2 separate regions of the Homo sapiens genome follow, and region 1 is linked to region 2. A link is an interaction called in ENCODE POLR2A ChIA-PET data of the cell type or tissue named here. Cell type or tissue: PC-9. All regions are shown on one strand.

What was found. Peaks named below come from ENCODE experiments on the same cell type or tissue, not always from the same donor. Only the 100,000 strongest peaks of a DNase experiment are listed, where the experiment ranks them.
Region 1: POLR2A ChIA-PET joins it to region 2 with 12 read pairs; 2 of 35 experiments call an interaction of 5 or more read pairs at or near these places.

The regions. Positions count from the first base shown.
Region 1 is chr12:1,021,802-1,024,301 of GRCh38, forward strand. All of the region lies in intron 1 of ERC1 (ELKS/RAB6-interacting/CAST family member 1), which reads left to right. Among named protein-coding and RNA genes, the nearest start is that of ERC1, 32 kb to the left of the region's middle. In PC-9, no CTCF peak of the experiment used is centred here; no DNase peak of the experiment used is centred here.
Region 2 is chr12:512,680-515,179 of GRCh38, forward strand. The region is part of intron 1 of B4GALNT3 (beta-1,4-N-acetyl-galactosaminyltransferase 3); the gene reads left to right. Among named protein-coding and RNA genes, the nearest start is that of B4GALNT3, 54 kb to the left of the region's middle. In PC-9, no CTCF peak of the experiment used is centred here; a DNase peak (open chromatin) is centred at 1,002.

The DNA of each region.
Region 1 (2,500 bases), 510 kb after region 2:
CTTATGGGACTTGGGGATAACAGGGAGACAGTGCAAACATGTTCATGCTTGCTGCGCTGTGAGTAATAAAAGTTCTTTGTGTTTGACCCAGGAGACTCATGTATTCTGTCAGTATCCATGAAATGGTCATAGGCTAATGTATTAACCTGTAAGTAGGGTTAAATAAAATCCTAGTTCCTTCACAGTTCTCAACATTACTTATGTTTACTTTAGTGTGATACACTGTGAAAATAAGCTATACATTTTATTTTCTGTTCTATTTATCTGTTTATTTTAGAGATCCTATCTCTATTCTCCTATAGATAGGATCTTGCTATGTTGTCCAGGCTGGTCTTGAATTCCTGGACTCAAGCAATCCTACTTCCTTGGTCTCCCAAAGTGCTGGGATTACAGGCACAGGCTATTGTGCCTGGCCAAGAAGTACATTTTATATTGTGATCCAGTATGCACATGTGCATGCATATGCACACCTGAAACATTGCAGAAAACAATACTGTTATCTCTTGTTGCATTACAATTACTTCAGAACTTACTGGATTTGAAAAACAAACATCTCAGATTTCATGAAGAGTGTGTTGGGTGATTCTGGCTCAGGGTATGTAGTGATTTTATTTCATTTAAAACAAACAAGAAAACAAGCTTGGTTGCAGCTTATCAAGCTGATTTCACAACCTACTATTGGGTCATAATTCTAAGTTTGAAAAACACTGACTGGGGACTGTTACCGTTTGGCTGTGTCCCCAGCAATCTCATCTTGAATTGTAGTTCCCATAATCCCTACATGTTGTGGAGGGACCTGGTGGTAGCTGAATCGTGGGGTCGGTTACCCCATGCTGTTCTGATAGTGAGTGCTCACGAGATCGATTTTATTTTTTCTTTTTTGAGACAGAGTCTTGCTCTGTCACCCAGGCTTGAGTGCAGTGGCATAATCTTGGGTCACTGAAACCTTTGCCTCCTGGGTTCAAGTGAGCACGTCTGGGTAATATTTGTATTTTTAGTAGAGATAGGGTTTCACCATGTTGGCCAGGCTGGTCTTGAACTCCTGACCTCAAGTGATCCACTGACCTTGGCCTCCCAAAGTGTTGGGATTACAGGCGTTAGCCACCGCGCCCAGCCTAGATCTGATGGTTTTGTAAGGGGCTCTTCCCCCTTTGCTTGGCACTTCTTCCTGCCGCCATGTGAAGAAGGATGTGTTTGCTTCCCCTTCTGCCATGATTGTAAGCTTCTTGAGGCCTCCCCAGCCCTGCAGAACTGTGAGTCAATTAAACCTCTTTCTTTTATAAATTACCCAGTCTTATGGGTAGTTCTACATAGAGCTTGAGAATGGACTAATACAGGACTCTGAGGCTAGAGGCAGGCAGTCAGGTTAGAAAGTTGTTTTAATTCAGGTAGGATAGGATGGCATAAACCAAGGTAATAATTGTGGGAATGGAGGAAGAGGATCAATTTAAGAGGTACCTAGAAATCAAAGCAACAGGAATTGTATTGTTTTGATAATATGTGTGTATATGGAGTATGAAGATTTTGGGAGGACTCTCAGGCTCTGGCTTGAGCAGCTGATGTTATTCATGTGAATAGATGTTGTCCACTACCATGTTCTTTTTTTGATTTTTTTTTTTTCCCCTGCAGCAGCAGGTTTGGTTTTGGAATGGGGAGACCTTGATACGGAGTTCAGTTTGGGGGCATGGTGTATTTGAGGTGCATGTGAGGAGTATAAGTGAAGATGTCCAGAAGTGGGATACATAGTTTTGATTCTCAAAGGAGAAGTAAAAAAGTACTGGAGAAGTAGTGAATTTGGAGTCTTTGTTGTACATATGTTATTTTAAGCTGGTGGAGGCAGGGAGAAAGGATTTCTTAAGGATGATATTGTAGTGTGAGAATAACATAGGGATGAAGATCAGAAACATTTAAGGGAGGAACGAACAAAGAAGGAGGAGGGTTAGAAGAAAAGAGCATATGATATAAAGAAACCAAGAGAGGAGAGTGTCAAAAAATTGGGAGTGCTTAAGAAACAAGATGTATTATAGACAGAAGTTAAAAAGGCATTAGAGAGGAAAAGTGTTCATTAACTAAGGTTTCTCTGGAGAAGCCAGAGGGAATGGGGACTAAAGTACCCTGTGGAAGGATTAGCTGTAGCCCACTTCCATCAGAATAGAGGAAGTTAAGGATGGTTGTTGCTGTCAATGAACATGTGGAGAGAGAAAGTTGAGATAGTTCCTGTTTGATTTCTTTGTTTCTCTCTTATGTAGGAGATGAGATACGTAAATTTGATAGGGCTGCTGTAAGAAAGTACCATCAGCTGGGCACGGTGGCTCACGCCTGTAATCCCAGTACTTTGGGAGGCTGAGGCAGGCGAATCCGTTGGGCCCAGGAGTTCGAGACCAGACTGGGCAACATGGTGAAACCCCACCTCTACCAAAAATACAAAAATTAGCTGGGTGTGCTGATGCTCGCCTGTAGTCTCAGCTACTCGGGTGGCTGAGGTGGGAGAAGTGCTTGA
Region 2 (2,500 bases):
CCTTCGATCTTCCTTCCACCTTCCGCCTTCCACCTTCCACCTTCCACCTTCTTCCACCTTTGACCTTCCACCTTCCACCTTCCGCCTTCCGCCTTCTGCCTTCCTTCCACCTTCCGCCTTCCACCTTCTTCCACCTTCCACCTTCCGCCTTCTGCCTTCCACCTTCCGCCTTCCACCTTCCTTCCACCTTCCACCTTCCACATTCCACCTTCTACCTTCCGCCTTCCGCTTTCCACCTTCTGCCTTCCACCTTCCACCTTCCACCTTCTTCCACCTTCCACCTTCCACTTTCCACCTTCCACCTTCGATCTTCCTTCCACCTTCCACCTTCCGCCTTCCACCTTCCACCTTCCACCTTCTTCCACCTTCCACCTTCCACCTTCTTCCACCTTTGACCTTTCACCTTCCACCTTCCGCCTTCCACCTTCTGCCTTCCTTCCACCTTCCGCCTTCCACCTTCCACCTTCGACCTTCCACCTTCCACCTTCCACCTTCCACCTTCTTCCACCTTCCACCTTCCACCTTCCACCTTCCACTACCGTTCTTGGATTTTGCCAACAAAGAACAAAGAATTGAGGGCAAATCTGTAGAGTAAAGTGAAAGCAAATTTATTAAAAAAGTAAAGGAGTAAAACAATGACTATTCCACAAGCAGAGCAGCCCTGAAGGCTGCTGGTTGCCCATTTTATGCTTATTTCTTGATTAGATGCTAAACGGTGTGGGTTATTCGTGCCTCTCATTTTTAGGCCATATAGGGTTAACTTCCTGATGTCGCTGTGATGTTTGTAAACTGTCATGGTGCTGGCGGGAGCATAGCAGCGAGGACAACCAGAGGTCACTTTTATCACCATCTTGGTTTTGGTGGGTTTTAGCCGGCTTCTTTCCTGCAGTCTGTTTTATCAGCAAGGTCTTTATGACCTGTATCTTATGCCTCCTATCTTATACCTCCTATCTCATTCTGTGATTAAGAATGGCTTAACTTACTGGGAATGCAGTCCAGCAGGTCTTAGCCTTATTTTAGCCAGCCTCTATTCAAGGTGGAGTTGCTCCAGCACCTCTGACAATAGCTCACTACGGCCTCAAACATTTTTGTATAGACGCGGTCTCCCTATGTTGCCCAGGCTGATCCCTAACTCCTGGCCTCAAGCAGTCCTCTGACCTCAGTTTCCCAAAGCATGCGGATTACAGGCGTGAGCCACTGTGCCCAGTCCATTTCTTTTTATTGCTAAGTTATATTCTGTTGTGTGGATAGACCACATTTTGCTTCTCCATTCATAGTTGATGATGGACATTTGCATTGTTTCCGCTTTTTGGCTATTAGGAATAATGCTGCGCTGAGGCTTTCATTTCTGTTGGGTGTATACCTGGGAATAGAACTGCTGGGTCAAATAGTAACTCCATGTTTTGAGGGACTGTCAGATTTTTCCAAATCGGCTACACCATTTTACATTCTCACCAGCCATGTATGAGGGTTCCAATTTCTCTATGTTCTTGCCAACACTTGTTATTGTCCGTTTTTGTTTTTTTTTTTTTTTTTGAGACGGAGTCTCGCTCTGTCCCCCAGGCTGGAGTGCAGTGGCGCGATCTTGGCTCACTGCAAGCTCCACCTCCCGGGTTCACGCCATTCTCCTGCCTCAGCCTCCCAAGTAGCTGGGACTACAGGTGCCCGCCACCACGCCTGGCTAATTTTTTGTATTTTTAGTAGAGGCGGGGTTTCACCGTGTTAGCCAGGATGGTCTCGATCTACTGACCTCGTGATCTGCCCGCCTCGGCCTCCCAAAGTGCTGGGATTACAGGCATGAGCCACCACGCCCAGCCTATTTTTTTTAAATAAAAGACTAATAAATTCTATTAGTATGAGAGCAAGGAGGAAGGCATGGAAGGTTGTTGCACTGTCAACATTAGTTATGGTGGGGAGGCAGAGAAGGAGAAGAGATGCTTTTTTTTCTTATTTATGTCTGATCACTGGTTGTGGTGAATACTTGGGATTTCTAGGAAACAAAAAAGGGTCCATGTATAAGAAGAGTTTAGAATTGAATCAGAATAGTGGTTAAGAACACAAATTCTGGGCTGGGCGTGGTGGCTTACACCTGTAATCCCAGCACTTTGGAAGGCCAAGGCGGGCAGATCACCTGAGGTCAGGAGCTCGAGACCAGCCTGGCCAACATGGTGAAACCTCGTCTCCACTAAAAATACAAAAATTAGCCAGGCTTGGTGGTGGGAGCCTGTAATCCCAGCTACTCGAGAGGCTGAGGCAAGAGAATCGCTTGAACCTGGGAGGTGGAGTCGAGATCGCACCACTGCACTTGAGCCTGGGTGACAGAGCAAGGCTCTGTCTCAAAAAGAAAAGAAAGAAAGAACACAAATTCTGGAACCAAAGACCTTGAGTTCCTGGCTCCACAACTTACTAGCCATGTGGCAAGTTACTTAACCTCTCTGAAGTTCAATTTCCTCATCTGTGAAAGGAAGGCAATAATAGTACCTACCTCAAAGGGGTTTTT